Linked DNA regions of Homo sapiens: region 1 is linked to region 2. Evidence: read pairs that join two places in POLR2A ChIA-PET (ENCODE). Cell type or tissue: OCI-LY7. All regions are shown on one strand. Region 1 has its middle 15 kb from the start of IRF4. Region 2 overlaps DUSP22 (dual specificity phosphatase 22).

What was found. ChIA-PET counts read pairs that join two places held together with the same protein. Peaks named below come from ENCODE experiments on the same cell type or tissue, not always from the same donor. Only the 100,000 strongest peaks of a DNase experiment are listed, where the experiment ranks them.
Region 1: POLR2A ChIA-PET joins it to region 2 with 14 read pairs; 4 of 35 experiments call an interaction of 5 or more read pairs at or near these places.

The regions. Positions count from the first base shown.
Region 1 is chr6:372,768-380,767 of GRCh38, forward strand. No RefSeq gene overlaps it. Among named protein-coding and RNA genes, the nearest start is that of IRF4, 15 kb to the right of the region's middle. RefSeq lists enhancers at 1-18, 852-1,425, 6,080-6,149, 6,175-7,121, 6,250-6,479 and a silencer at 2,253-2,453. In OCI-LY7, no CTCF peak of the experiment used is centred here; a DNase peak (open chromatin) is centred at 4,254; H3K4me3 peaks cover 1,169 bases; H3K27ac peaks cover 1,334 bases.
Region 2 is chr6:310,016-318,015 of GRCh38, forward strand. It overlaps DUSP22 (dual specificity phosphatase 22), which reads left to right. Exons shown (of 7, transcript NM_001286555.3): 3 at 1,865-1,947. Among named protein-coding and RNA genes, the nearest start is that of DUSP22, 22 kb to the left of the region's middle. RefSeq lists silencers at 3,106-3,165, 3,416-3,485, 4,327-4,506 and an enhancer at 6,191-6,500. In OCI-LY7, no CTCF peak of the experiment used is centred here; DNase peaks (open chromatin) are centred at 3,196 and 7,267; H3K4me3 peaks cover 1,398 bases; H3K27ac peaks cover 3,247 bases.

The sequences.
Region 1 (8,000 bases), 63 kb after region 2:
GCAGCCTGCATCCTCCTTTCACTTCCTCAAAGGCGCCATGCCCTCTCCCCTCTGCACTTTCCACCCCGACCCCACTGGCCTGTCTCCCTCCCCTCCATGGACCTCAGGTTAAGTCATGCCTGGTGAAAGCTCCTGGAGCTCAGACATGCTGGTTCCCCGGTACTGTCATTGCGGCTCAGTCCTTTATCTCCCCGTCCAGAAAAGACGGATGTGCTGGAGAAAGGACAGGGCCCATGGAGGGCCACCAGTGCCACCTGAGGTAGTGCCCAAGGCAAGAGCTGGAGCAAGCTGAGAAAAAAAGATGTAGTATTACGTTCTAACCCACAGAGCAAAATAAACACCCACAAGCCCAGACTGATACAGAAAATGCAAACCCCTCTAGAGGAGCGCATTCATCGGCCTTGCCCACCGCTCACTGCTGTGCCCCTCCAGGCCCTCGCAGGGAACATGGCACATTGCAGGTGCTTCATAAAGGACAATGGAGTGAAGGTGGTGGATGTGTGCCCGGCGAGGGTGGCGGCTGGAAGGTCTGCTGGTGCCTGAGGGAAGGGCAGTCAGTATCAGAGTTGGAACTCTGCAGCTGGCTTTAAACTTTGCTTTTTTATGACTGCCTCCCAAAGGTGAGGAAAACTCAATTGGCTTCCTTGTTCTCACATCCCAAAGACAGTCAGGAGCCAGGACTGGCAGCATTTTACAGCTCTGTTAAGAGGTTGACCTGTCCTGGAAAGTGTAAAGGACTGTTCTTTACAGTTTATGATGCCACATTTCATGAATCTGAGAATCCATGCCACAAATGGCCTCGCTTTACCAATGCAAAAGGGCAAATCAAGGGGTTCTGGCCCGTCTTGTGTCATTCAAACTGCAGTTTTGAAAAGTTCGATTAGAATGTTTTGCCCGTGATAAGAATCACAAGAGATTCTTCAAGTGCTTTATCCTGGGAGAGTTGAGTGGTGCTGCCCAGCAGCAGCGAGAATGCTTCTCACGTTGCTATCAGGTGGCCCCTGCTCCGTGGGGTCCGGAGCGGTTCACCGCCTGGCTTTTGACTGTTTATAAATTTGGCATAGGCATGCCAGTGGGTTTTGCAGAATCCATGTAAGGATTGCACGTTACATACCAAGCTTGCCAGTGACGCACTGGCTGACATGTCCCACGGCGTGTCCCTGCTTCCTGGCCGCTGCAGCAGCCTGAATTCAACTCTGCAGAGCGACTTATGCTTTCCTGAACCTTATTTCCTTAAGAGCTATTTTTAGAAAAATTAGGACTGAGGTTTGATTCCTGGTTTTAGGCTCCCCAGGCTGGCAGAAGCTGGAATTGCTTTAAAGCAACCAATTCCTTCTTTGGCCGCTCACCAGTACTCCTTCTGCTGAGGGATGAGGGGCCGCCAAGGGGGACAGAAGTGAGCCGAGCTCTGCTCGTTGCCCTCACACTGGTGAGCTCCTTAGCGTGTCAGGGGCTGCTCCAGGTAGAGTGGGCACAGCCAGGACCAGAGAGGCCAGCTCCCTGCTCGCCAGGGGCCAGCATCTCCAGTGGATTCAAATGCAAAAGGGCAAATCAAGGGGTTCTGGTCCATCTTGTGTCATTCAAACTGTAGTTTTGAAAAGTTCAATTAGAATGTTTTGCCCGTGATAAGAATCACAAGAGACTCTTCAAGTGCTTTATCCTGGGAGAGTTGAGTGGTGCTGCCCAGCAGCAGCGAGAATGCTTCTCACGTTGCTATTCGGTGGCCCCTGCTCCGTGGGGTCCGGAGCGGTTCACCGCCTGGCTTTTGACTGTTTATAAATTTGGATTACAAATGACTGTGAAATGGATAACAATATGTGAGTATAGGTTTCATGGATCGATTCCCGGCCTGGAGCAGGGAAAATACCAGAGGAGCCTCAGACATCTTATGGGGCCAGAAAATGAAGAGGTGCTTGAAAAAGAAAGGGGTATGACAAGAAGCCACATGACTAACCTGAAGGAGCTTCCAGTGGCCAAAAGTGGAGCAATTTGAGCAACAAAATAAAAAATGAGAATAATGGATTCTAATCCATGGAATAAAAATAAATATCCCTAAGTCCAGATTGATGTAAATAAATAATTGAATAAATAATAAACAACAGAGAAGAGACGGTTCTTCCTTATAGAAGAACCCAGGTTAATGATTGTGGAAGGAATGAGAAAAATACAAAATCATCACTAGGCAAACTTTACAGCAGCAACTGCTGTCAGCAAGAGCCATGGGTGGACACTGCAACCACTGGGCAAGGCTTTGAGGAGAAGCCGGACATTCTCATTGTCGCAGCTGATGGAGAAATCCTGCAAACACCACCTTAACCAAGTGATCCAGGGAAACAGCACCACTCCTAGGACCACGGACATCACATCCCCCAGACACGTGGCAGTGAGGAGGACACATGCCCGTCGGTGGCATTCCTGCCAAACATTCACTAACCTCAGTGCAACCGGAGGAAACATCAGACACACCCAACAGAGAGGCAATCCACAAAGTGAGTGACCAGTACTGCCAAAGTGTCAGGAGCATGAGAGATGGGGCAGCTCTTGGACAAACCGTTAAGAAGACTCTACTGATCTACTCCCCTGTGGAATAAAGTGAAAGGACTTGGGATGAAAACACACTTTTAGCCAGGCATGGAGGCTCACACGTGTAATCCCAGCACTTTGGGAGGCCGAGGCAGGCGGATCATGAGGTCAAGAGATCAAGACCATCCTGGCCAACATGGTGAAACCCCGTCTTTACTAAAAATACAAAAATTAGCTGGGCATGGTAGCATGTGCCTGTAGTCCCAGCTACTCAGGAGGCTGAGGCAGGAGAATTGCTTGAATCCGGGAGGTGGAGGTTGCAGTGAGCCGAGATCGTGCCACTGCACTCCAGCCTCCAGCCTGGTGACAGAGCAAGATTCCATCTAAAAAAAAAAAAAAAAAAAAAAAAAAAAAGACACTTTTAAACCCTGGCAGCACTCAAGCATCATGTGGAAAGCTTGAGAACCATGTAAAATGTGCAATAGCAGTGAGGTCGCTGAAGGGGCCGAGTGAGGTGGAGAGGGAAAAGGCCGCTGAGTCTGGCCAGTGTCGATGGATAGTTAGAGTAGTGCAGACCAACATTTCTTATCTGTATTTAATAGCAGGTTTTTACAAATCAGCCTTATTTGAAAAACTGTCTAAACTCTCTTTTGCCGGATGGGTAGCTTACTTTGTGCACAACACTATTTTAAGTTCTATTAAACATAATTAAGAAATAGAAGAGAAAATAAGAGATTACAGGAGAAATGCACAAATCAAAGATCAAAAAGCATGTCCATCAAAGAAAAGAGAACCCTGGTACACTGTGGGTCAGAAGGTAAATTCGTATAGCCATTATGGAAAACAGTGTGGAAGTTCCTCAGAAGATTAAAAATGGAGCTACTATATAATCCAGCAACCTCACTACTGGGTATATATCCAAAAAATATTGAAATCAATATATTGAAGAGATGTCTGCCCTCCCATGCTCACAATAGCCCAGATCCAAAATCAGTCTTGGTGTCCCATCAGTGGACACACGGATAAAGTGTGGTGGACGTACACCATGGGATAAGATTCAGCCTTAAAGAAGAAAGAAGTCCTGTCATTTGTGACAATGTGGATGAACCTGGAGGACATGATTCTAAGTGAAATAAGCCAGGCACAGAGAGACAAATACCACATGATCTCAGTCACATGTGGAATCTGAAAACGTCCAACTCATAGAAGTAGGTAGCACAATGGTGGGTACCGGGGCAGGGGTGAGGGGCTTAGGGGGATGCTGGTGTAAGGATACAAAATCTTAGTTAGATGGGAGGAATTAGTTCAAGAGGGCCATTGTACAGCATGGTGACTATATTTAATAACAGTGAATTGTATACTTGAAAGTAGCTAGAAGAGTAGATTTTAAGTATTCTCAGTGCACAAAAAAGGCGAGGTTATATATACATGTTTGATGTAGCCTTTCCACAATGTGTGTGTATATATATAAACATATTGTACACCATAAATATATACAATGTTTACTTTTCAATTAAAATAGATAAAAAGGAAGATTTTCTGACCAAAGTGAGTAGCTGATATAATTATATTATGCTGTCTTTAGATGCTAATTACATTACAAAAAAATTTCCATTTGGTTAGGAAATACGTATTTTAAGTGCCCATAGATACTACATGTATTCTGAGCTACAACTTTGCGCAGCCCACTACAGGTGAGTGGGTCAGAGAGGCCCCATCCAGGAAGAGGAAGCTGTGGTTTAATTAGAGCTGGGATGGGGGCTTGCCTGTTTCTGCTAAAGACATAGACTTGAATCATTAGAAAATGGGAATAGGCTGAACGTGAGAGGCAGCAGTGAGGTTTGTTTTCTGTTATTTATCTTTTTTGGGCTGAAGAGGGCAACTAGGCCACCGGGCCCAAGGTTAGGAGAACAACTGGTGTCATGATAAAGATTTTTCAGGGTTTTGGTCAGATAATTGGGGTTGATTAATGTCATGGTGGAGCCTAGAGATTCTGAGAAGGAGGAGAGGAGTTCAGTTAGATACCCAGCGGGTCATAAGCAGTCTGACTGTGTGTGCGGAACACCCCCAAAGCCCACACTGGGGAGGCGACTTGAAGGAGGGGACTGTCACATTGCAGAAGGCCGAGAGGCCCAGAGGCTCAGAAAAGGGATGAGGCCATTGGATTTTTGCCAGGAAAATGTCACTGGTGGTTTTGGTAAAAGTAGTTCCTCCAAGGTAAAGACCGAACTAGAGCTACTCAACTGAAAATTTATTGAGGGGAGGAACCATGCTGTCGTATATCTTTGTATTTCCCAAAAACATCTAGCCCAGAATATCATCTTCAAATTTTTGACATTGGGGTTCTGTGTTTTCCTGCTGAGAGCTTCAACCAAAGCCACATTTCAAGCAATTAAGAAAAAGGCATCTTGGGAGGCCGAGGTGGGCAGATCACGAGGTCAGGAGTTCGAGACCAGCCTGGCCAAAATGGTGAAACCTCATCTCTACTAAAGATACAAAAAATTAGCTGGGCGTGGTCGTGCGTGCCTGTAATCCGAGCTACTTGGGTAGCTGAGGCGGGAGAATCGCTTGAGGTTGCAGTGAGCCGAGACTGTGCCATCGCACTCCAGCCTGGGCAACAGGGCGAGACTCTGTCTCAAAAAAACAAACAAACAACAACAAAAAAGGCATCAATGTGAAAATAAGTAAACAGCATCAAGATGCGTTTAAGGAATACATTTTACAATGCAAAGGAGGAGGATGGAAGACTGGCGTAGAGGGAGGGATTGAAAAAAAGTTAAGGTCAGGAGATATTGTCCTGGGGTTTGACATAAATCAACATGATTCGTCAATCCTGATGTGTGTTTCTGTTCTTAAGAAAATATCTGTATGGTTTTGCTAATAATACATGTGTATCCCCCCAAAAGTATAAAATTCGGGGAAAAAACTGAGACCAGAACAATTTATACCGAGAACGTGTGACCCCACCACCTATGTTGGTAACATGTTGGGGATTTCCCCGAGGCTTGCGGAGTTTTCTCAGAGTTAAGATCCTATCATGCATGCAATTTTGCGTATGCTTTCTTCCCTTAACCTCATATCATAAGCATTTTCCCCAAATTAACCAACATTTTCATATAGTTTTCCTAAGTGTGTAGATGTACCACTGCGTACTTAACTGCTCCCCCGTGTCTAGATACTTAAAATATTTCTAAGTTTTACGGTAACCAATGCTGAGATGGACATCTTTGCAAAAGAGTGGTCCCATCGCTCTCCAGAAGGAAGCACGCGCATTTCAGCTGCACGGTTATTGTCTTGTGTGCTCTCGTTTAAATGGCTGTGAATTTGCTTTTTCTTTTTAGTAATCATTCACTCCTTTATTCATTTATTCGAAAAGATTTTATGTGGAAATCTAACACGTGGGAACACAGTTGTAGCACCGGCAGTCTCAGAGAGCAAGAGAGACGAGGCCCCAGCCCACGTGGCACTCACAGAGACAAACACCGCAGAAGAGAGGCAGAGGTTGGCCAGCACAGGAAGAGAGGCACTGTGGGAGAAGCGAAGGCACCTGAGGTGTGGGAGTGCCTGGGACACCGGGGACCTCCCTGAGATGCAGCCAGGGAGCAGGCAGTCATCCAACAGGGATTATTACTGAGGCTGAAAATGTTTTCAATATTGATCGCACTGGGCTCGTTCCTTAGTGAGACGTGTGTCAGAGGCCGTCCTCACTCCCCAGCAGCTCCTGTTGGCTTCGAGCAATTCTACCAACCCGTCCCCCTCCATGTGTTCCTCTCTAAATGGAATCACAGTGCCTGCTTCACCTCCCCACTGGGTTCTGTGAAAAATTAGAGGCTGGTGCAGAGAATCCCACCAAGTCAGCCGCAGACCAGACACGAGGTTGACCCCTCTGCAGCTTGTCACTGCCAGTCTGATGTGACTCCTATGTGGAGTCCTCTGACCTCCTTGAGGGCCTCAGTGTGTAAACAGGTGCCAGGCTGAGCCACCCCCTCGAGGCTCCCTCCTCCTAGCATGTGGCTTAATGTTTCAAAACCAGTTTTGGAGAAGAATCCTCCCTGCAGTGGCTGTGCTCATAGGAAGGGCCCGGCAATCCCGCCCCTCCACCCGCACACCCCCTGCCCTGGTCACCGTGCTCCTCCCAGGGCCGCTCCCCACGTGCGTCTGCCCAACAGGCGTGGACACCTGCGGCACTTCCAGAGCCCGGCAGCCTGGACAGGAAGTTACCTCGCTGTTCCCCCCCAGGGCCACGCCAAAGCTGTGCTGAAGAAAACCTGCCTGCAGGGAAGTGATCAGCGCTACGGTCAGAGGAAACCTGGTTCCTCCTGACCTCCCCTTGGCCCTAACCTGAGACGCCTGGGGCCGGAAATAGAGAAGCCTGCTGTTAACCTCAATGTCCCCGGCATTCTGCACAGGTCACGAGCCCTCTTTTCCCTGTGTGTCTGCCCATGAGTGCCATATTCGCACACCCAGGCCGGGTCCACCTACCTAGCCCGCTTTGGGAGTGAACTTCCAGCTGGTTTTTACGGGACAGTCCTCCAGAACATCCCTCTGGTGCTGCAAAGCCAGTTCTCAGCCAGACTTGCTACCTTCCATCCCAAATGCCACTCCTCGGTCACGGTTTCCTGTCCCCGATGATGGCGCCACGGCCCCTGGTACTCAGCATCTCTGGGGTCCTGCCTCCCGGGGTGTTCAAAGACAGCCCTCCTGGGCAGCACCCTCCCGGATCCCCAGGGCCACCCTGGCCCAGCAGCATCCAGTCCTTCCACTGGGGCTCTCTTGCGCCTCCAGTCCAGCCTGGAACCCCTGGCACAAAATGTCTGATGTGCCTCCTTCAGCCTCCCTTTTCTCCAGCTGTGTGGTTCAAAGACTGCGGTTCTCAGACCCCATAAATGAAAATCTCACAGCTGTCTGATGGAAATGCAGATTCCTGGGTCCATTGGCTGAAGCCAGACAGCTGGTTGGGGCTTGCAAGTGATTCTGACATCCAGTGACGTTGAAGGGCCAGTGACCTGCCCGTGGAGTATGGACTCCTTCGCTGGCGTTGGGGCTCCCTCCCCACGGTCTTCCTGGATGGGCTTCAAACCTCCTTTCTGGCCTCTACGCCCTGGGTCCCGCCCCCAGCCCAGACTACCTGCTGTTCCACTGTCACACGGGAGGAGTTACTGCCAGGCTGGGCTCTCCGCCTAGAATTCCTGCTTCTGTGGATTGAAATCTCATGACTTCAAAGTTCAGGTGAAACGCCACCTTCTTCACGATGCCAGCTGCCTCCTCCCCCTTACCATTTTGTCATCATTGTCTTTCATTCCACCTTCTACTGCCCTGGAGGATGACACTGTCCCCGAGTGAGCTGGCGTGCCCCCAGTGCCAGGCAAGGGACTGTGCATGTCCCCTCACAGTGGCTCCGTGTCCTAGCCATCCTTGTGTCTTCCTCAGTACCTTGGTTCTGTGCCTCACAAAAGCTACTGGGTTGAAAGAAATCA
Region 2 (8,000 bases):
AGTGGGGCGATCTCGGCTCACTGCAACCTCCGCCTCCTGGGTTCAAGCGATTCTCCTACCTCAGCCTCCTGAGTAGTGGGGTTTACAGGTGCACACCACCACGCCCAGCTAATTTTTGTAATTTTAGTAGAGATGTGGTTTCGCCGTGGTGACCAGGCTGGTCTCACACTCCTGACCTCAGGTGATTGGCCCGTCGCGGCCTCCCAAAGTTCCGGGATTACAGGTGTCAGTCACCATGCCCGGCCTAAACATTTGCCTTCTGATCCATTTCTCCTGTATCATTTAGGAAAGTTCAGCCAGGCTGGGATGGGGGTGTAGGGAAGTGGACCTCCTCATTTCCTGCTGGCCCCCTGTTTTGTAGATTAGTAGAAGGGTTCCACTTCAGGGGATCACACCATTTGGTCTTCTTTTTGCAGGTAGGGACATTGGAAGGGAATATAATTTTGTTATCTTCTTAGTTTCATATGGAGATAATTTAATAGCCAACTGATAGCTGATAGACAGTTCTGTTTGGAATTTCCAGAAAAAGTTTCATTTTTTAATTGTGCTTTAAAGTGAATATAGATGATGTAAACCACAGTCCTGTCTGAATCCAGAACTGTCCCTGCTTTTGACGTCTGGGGAAAGAAGTAATGGGCAGTTTCCTTTGTCTTCTAGAGTTAATGGTTTTGTATTTAGCTTTTTAAGAATTCTCATCATTAAGAGGCCATTGAATTAAAAAAATATTTTAAATATCCCTAATATTATGTGTCTCATGCAGAAAGACTGACCTAAGGTCATCTCTTACAAATGCTAACTACAAAATGGTCTCGTAAATTTACCTTCTTGATGATGTAATCCATGTAATCCATCATGATTACAATGTTTATTAATCTAAGTGCATTTCAATTTCTAGATTAACACTTTTGTTGCCTAAAAGGAAGAAGCTGAGGCAAAATTAATACAGAGGGTTTATTTGGGCCAAGCTTGAGGACTGTAGCCTGAAACACACTTTCAGGTTGCCTTGGGGAGTGCCCCGGAGAGTAAAATAGGGGCTCAAGTTTTTAAAGAAAAAAAGACGAATCAGGAGAGTGGCAATTACAAAAAATTGTTCAGCAGGAATTCTCATTGGTTTATAGAAATAACATTGGTTAGTGCCTGGCTATACGATATTGAACTATGATGTATGGCATTTTATGTCTACTTGGCATCAGTCTAGGGACCACATAGCAGATGGCTTCAAGGTAACCATTTAGCTCAAGGGGGAGGGAGAGGAGACTGCTGTTATATTACAGAGGCCTTTCTGCACCTGATCATTTAAAGGGACTCTTCTTCCTCATAGAAAGTTTTTTTCTTTCTCACTCTGGGTCAAAAGATGAGACAATCAGAAATAAAGTTAGGCAAGGCCGGGCGCGGTGGCTCACGCCTGTAATCCCAGCACTTTGGGAGGCCGAGGCGGGCGGCTCACGAGGTCAGGAGATCGAGACCATCCTGGCTAACACGGTGAAACCCCGTCTCTCCTAAAAATACAAAAAATTAGCCGGGCGTGGTGGCGGGCGCCTGTAGTCCCAGCTACTCGGGAAGCTGAGGCAGGAGAATTGTGTGAACCCGGGAGGCGGAGCTTGCAGTGAGCCGAGATGGCGCCACTGCACTCCAGCCTGGGCGACAGAGTGAGACTCCGTCTCAAAAAAAAACAAAAGAAATAAAGTTAGGCAAAATATATGAAAGCAGTAGCCCTAAGTTTCCTACATGTATGGTCAGTTATGAAGTTTCAGGAAAGAAATATGCAAGTCATTTTGTGGGTTTTTTTTTTTTTCTGGCTAGACTTTAGGAGTAATTAACTTGCAAAGATATCAAAATGTCCATCCCCTTTCTTCTCTGACAGATGCCAGAGACGCGGAACAATTGAGCAAGAACAAGGTGACACATATTCTGTCTGTCCACGATAGTGCCAGGCCTATGTTGGAGGTAAGAGAGCACCGTGGGGCGTGTGTGGGTGTCCTCATTTGTATTCCGTGGGAGTACCTACGACGTTAATGAAGGCAACCAGGTTCTCTCCAATGCGAACGTACTCCTGTGATCTCTGGCGGCATTCCCATTGTGTTCAGGCCGTGTTGATGTTAACACGCTGTCTGTAGCGTGGCGCGAGGGTGTGTGCTTTTTCTGATCACACTCCTGCTGCATTGCCACTTTGGCTTTCGTGGCTAAATGCCTAGGAATAAGCTGAGGCTGCATTTCCCTCTGGACCTTAAGGACATTTAAACCCCATTTTCATTCCTTTCAGAATTATCTCTGGTTTTAAAATCCAAAAAACTTCAGCCTGCTCATTTCCTGATTTTGTCCCATTTAAACTCAAATAGCTACCACTGGCATTCAGGGGTCACAGAAAACAGAAGGTGAATCGTCCTGGAGGGTTCCCAGGGCCGCTCTAATGTGGAGACTCTCGGTGTAGAAGCTGTTGTGTTTTAGGTTTTCGGGGTAAACAGGGTGTGTCTGCTTGTGCACTGATTCCAAAAACATCTTTAAATTTACCCTAATGGACGGTTTGAGCTGTTGGCTAGAGGTAAAATCTATTTATGTTTATTAGCCTTGACAGAGCCCGAGTTACCTCCTTTTAGAAAATAATGCTGTGTGGTTGTGATGTGTATGTGTTTTTCTATTTTAGGGTGGGGTGTTGGAAAGGGAGGGGTGGCTTGTTCTGAAAGAAAGAATCCTGGTTCAGGCTGTTTTCATTTAAATTTATATTAGGCAAGAGTAGGTAATGTTTTTTATTTCAAATGTATCTATTTTCTTTAGCCATTAGGGCTGCCAGATTTTAGTTAGTATAAAGTAAGCTAAAATTGATGAGAATGTAGAATAATAAATGATTCTACTAAACATTGTAGTACCAGAGAATCATAGGTGGTGAACAAACCTCAATTAATTTCTCCAGATCTCCGAGCTCCTACTTCCTTGTATTGTTTAGCTCATAATTTTTTTTTTTTTTTTGCTAAGGTGCTGTAATTTGTGTTCCAGCATGATTTTATTGGAAATAACAACAACAACAAAACATTTTTTTGGAGCCTAACAGTTCCTTTGAAAATAACCACTCCATTTTTTAATCTGTCAACAATAGTTTGTATTTAAAATACAGCCAAGCTATGGCCAAGATGCTAAGTTAAACTGCAAACTGGTCATGATTGACTTCCTCTTAAATCACAAGATGAGGCTTGAGGTTTCCTTTATTTTAATAAATTGCAGAGATGCCCTCTCCACCCTCAGCCCCAGGCCTGCCTCCCTGCTTCATACTCCATTAAATGGAACACACTGTCATGTGTGCACATGACCCTTAAATCTGCTCACATTGTAACTTCTGTGTAGATAGGAGATCTGCCAGGGTTAGAAATCAAAGAGCTCCAGCCCTTATCACTTGGGAAACCACAGGCTAGCGAGTAAAGCAGGTGGGTTTGTAACCCAGGTATAAAGAGCCCGCTGATTGTGTAAAACCTCAGAGCTGTGGGCAAACTGTGTTCCCGACACAACACACTACACATTCTTTTTATTCCCTGTGTAGCTCAGTCTGTAAGGACAAATTCTGCCTTTAAAAAAAGAGAGAGAGAAGTGCTACCCCTTTTCTTCACTGGGACAGCTTTTACTTGGAGACACCCTATTGTAGTCTCCGGGTGCTATTATTATCTTAGCTTCATAATAAGTACTTCCATGTGATTTTATATTTATTGTTATGCCACTGTTTTGTAGCATAATGTATTAGTATTGCCCCTCTTAGCATTTTATCAATCTTTAATTTCACAAGTAATTCATGATATATTCTTATTTTAAAAATTAAAACAATAGCCTCTGATTGCACAGTGGGGAAAAGTGAGGGGCCAAAAGTTATTTGAATTGGTGGTGCCCACATTAAGTTATAGTCTCAGAAGTTCCAAATCTTTGTTTAGCTGTCTGCCTGGGGCACAAAGGCAGTCTTCTGTCTTGAGTTTCAAATCCAGATCCATAAGCTGTGTCCTCACGCAGCCTGAGATGAGTCAGGGAAATGATGTGTTTGGAGTCGGTGGGGAATTAGCGGACGGGTTTGGTGCTTCAGCAGCTCCTTGTTTTGCCAGCCCTGATCCCGGGAGAGAAATGGGGCAGGGAATGAAGGTGAGCGGGGAGACTGTGCGAGGTCAAGCAAATGCAGTGAGCTGACCCCTGGCTGGTGAGAGCCCCTAAGTGAGGGTGATAAATGGTGGGAGAGGAGAGAGCTGGGCCTCATTTATTTCCCGAGATCTTCAAAACCATACGTATTTATTGAATGGCCGCTGGCTTCTCTGGGCAGCCCCAGGCTGGGGCTTGGTAGGAAGTGGGAAGGTAGCTACTGTCTAAAATGGAAGGGTTTTGGTCCTGCTACATCCATGCAGGTGTCCTGCGAGCCCTGCTGCTGTGAAGCGACGTATTGGGCACTACACTGTGGATACTTCTTTGGGTCATTTCCAACAAACATCTCAATGAGTTTAAAGCTCTGGGTTACTTAGCATCAGTTACAAAGGGCTTTTGGAAACTCTAGTTCTGCCTTTATTGTGATGGAGACTAAGTGAGAGAGGGTATTCATATTGTTGGATGTGGCCATGCAAGTTTAGAAAACTTAGCACACTTTATTCCCCTCTGGAAGGTTCACAGTTGTGTTGTCGGAATAAAGGCTTGAGAGCCCTATTGTGCAGACATGTATCAGCCTTTGTGAGCCGGGAGACATTGTATGTGCTTGCTTATGTGATGTGCCTCCTACTGAGACCCCCATGGAACATGTCCTGTGAAATCCAGGGGATGTAAGTAAGGAGGCTCCCATTTTTACTTAGGAAGGAACTAAGGAACTTGTGACTTGGTTGCTTTTGGTTGGATTAGATTGGACCCCATTATTTGGGTAATTTGTTGGGGGTTGGGGTTTCCCAAAATAGCATTCATAGCATCTTGTACTCTTCCTAGCAGCCTGGCTGGAAAAAGAAAATAGAAGGTACTGTTATCAGGCCTTCAGAGTGGCTGTGCCTTGCCTCTGGTCAGGGAGTGGCTGGGTGGTCTCTGATGCGTCTTGGGTGGATGAGAGAAGATGTGTTTATCCACTGGACCATGATGGGTGAGGTGGTCAGCCAAGGGAAAAAGGCCTATGTCTCCAATTACTACCTCTTCAGAAGAGTAGCTAAGGGGTAGACCTTCCAGAATGAAGATCTTAGAAACGTAATAGAAACCTGGGGACCTTCAAGCTCTCTAGTAAGCCCTAAATTCACATCTGAGATTCTGAGGAGCTCTGACCCGTTTCTATGCCCCACTGCTCTCTGTCGGAGACAGAAATCCCAGCTAAACAGGGTCTAGAGATCAGCAAGCCTAACTCTATCATTGGGTGGACAAAAACCTGGACGTTGGGAGACAGGAAAGGACTTGCCTGGGATTCCCATGGCTGTCTGGGTAGCTTGATGGGAAGCCGGGACTCCTCTCCCAGACTGGGGATTTTCCCAGCATGCCCCACTGCCTCTGTTCTCTCCTAGCACGACTGATGTTTCTGATATCCTTAGTGGTATCGGTAGATCTTACCAGATCACCTTTGAAAAAGGTTGTGCTATTTGTGCTTGTACTAGCAATGTATGAAAGTGCCTTTCCCTGCCATGCCATCACCAGCACAGAGCTTTGCTCTTCTTTCCTTTTAATTAGCAAGATTTTTGCTGTTATTTGCTGCAAATACCCTCTTCACACATCCCGTCCCTTTCCAGAAAGTTCTTCCCTTTGAAGACAAAGGGTTACTGATTTATTCATTTCTTGAGCTCCTCCTATGTTCCAGGTCTTGGGACAGGTACTGTGGGTAACAGAAGTGAGTTCATCCCAAGATCTTCCCTGGCAGAGCCTTTGGTGTATGCACAAGATACGCGTTGTAGCTGCTTTATAAATATTGGTGACAGTGAGAGAAGAGCTGTGGCTTGGAGCAGGTGGCAAATCCCATAGGAACAGAGCCTGTGGAAGCCCAGAGAATGAGATCCTTCTTCTGCCGTTGAATCTGGAGACATTTGACTGGGCCTTTGGCGATGCCTAAGAATTCAGAAAATGTGATCCCTGGCATTCCAGCTGGTGGAGAATGCCAGGACATGACTTCCTCTGAGAACTCTGAGTCCAGCAAGGTGGATGGTGTTATTTAGTGCCTCTATGGCTTAACCAGGCTGGTTCTCACATCATCTGTCAGCAAGTGGCAGGGCCAGGGCTGGAACCAAGGCCTTCTCACTACAGAGGCAAGGGTCTTCCTGCCAGCCATAGCCCTTCAGGACTACACTTTTGGTATCAAAACTTCGGAGCACATGATGCTAGTAAAATGGCGGAAAATCATTGCCGCATATATTAATTTCAATAGAAAGTAAGCCCAGACCTGTTTAAGAGGAAAAAGCAAAATCCTCCTTCGCCTGTTTCTGTGCTCAGGACTTTGTCAGGGAGTTGCCCCTGTGTGCTGAAAAGTGTTTCCTTATTTGTGGGGACGGGTGGGAGCGGTGTCTTCAGCGTCTACTGATGGCTCCAGGTTTGAGGGCTGGTGAAAACTCCTATTGCAAAGACAGTGATTTTTCAAATCAGAAACCTGATATTGTTTGTAGTTGCTGAGAAACTAATATTGAGCAATGAAAGGTTTCTCCCTTCCCCTGAAAAAAAGAAACAGAACTCTTTCTAATGTAAAAATTTCGGTGTTTCATTTTTCATTTTGTGTATTTAAGCAGAGCACCTGCAGGAAACAAAACTATTTCTCACTATTAACAAAAAAAAAGTTTTAAGAAGTATTCTCATGCCTTCACTAAGCTTCTAACATGAAGAACCTTACCTTTTTAAAAATGACACATACTGTAAGATGACAGTGTAGGATCAAGTAGAGAAAAAATGATTTATACTCATTTATGAAGACCAGGGTATTGTATGTATATACCAGGTAGATTTTATGAGCTAGAGTTCAGCTTGGATATTTTCTGTTTTCAGTGTGAACCATTTATGGTGTTTTTAAAAGAATGGGATGTTTTCATATGCAGACATTTATTCTTGGTGATTCTGTTTATATTTCTTTTAACATTGAAGACATTTTTTGAAGTGTTGATGCCAAGACTTTACTTGTGTTAGTTTTGTTTGTAGTTGGCTTCTTCCTCTGGTTGTTAACTGTGTGCCTGTACTTCTGTCTTTATTTACCTGCTTATTGATGAGGAAACTCACCAAGGTGAGACGCCCAGTCTGCTTGGACGGCCCCATCCTTTTTCCCCGGGTCAGTGCCCAGCGGCCACGTGGGCCTGAGGCCGAGGTCTCCTGGAGGGACCCTGGTTTCCTGCCACGTGTTCCTCTTGCTGATCCACCCCATTTCTCTTGAACAAAAGTTTTGTTGGCTTCCCAAATGTAAAGCAAGCCAGAAGCAAGATGATAAAGGGTGTTTAAAGTTGAAGAAGGCATGTGTGTATTCTCTTTCCTCTCTTCCCACCCTCTCCTGCTCACATGAATTCTCCCCTCCCTCCGAGCTCAGCCCCAGCTCTCCTTCCTCTGAGAGGGACACCGTCAGGGTCCTCCGAGCTCAGGACTTCGGCCCCTTTTCTGTAATGTCTTCAGTTTGTACTCTCAGTTGGGCCATGAGACACGTGTGCACTGTCCCTGCTTCTGTAGGATATTAAGCATCCATTTAACCTGTGCTTTATGACGTAAGTGTTCATGGCCCACATCGGGCTCCTGAGCTGGCCTGGGAGCCCACACAGGCAGCTGCCGTGCTGGGGTTTCTCTGGTCCTTGCAGCACTCGGCTTGGATCCAGCACGCAGGGGCCCCTCTGCAGATGTCTGCTGATGAAAGGCGAGATTTGCACCATTTAGCCCCGTTCCAAAGTGAGAAATCATGTCTTATCACGCATTTAGCCCCGTTCCAAAGTGAGAAATCATGTCTCATCACGTCTTTGGCCCCTTGTGGCTCATTAGGATGTGAAAGTAGAGTGGGGTCAAGAGTGATTTCTTTATCATGAGCAATTTGTGAAGCCAGAGGATCGGTTAGTGCAATG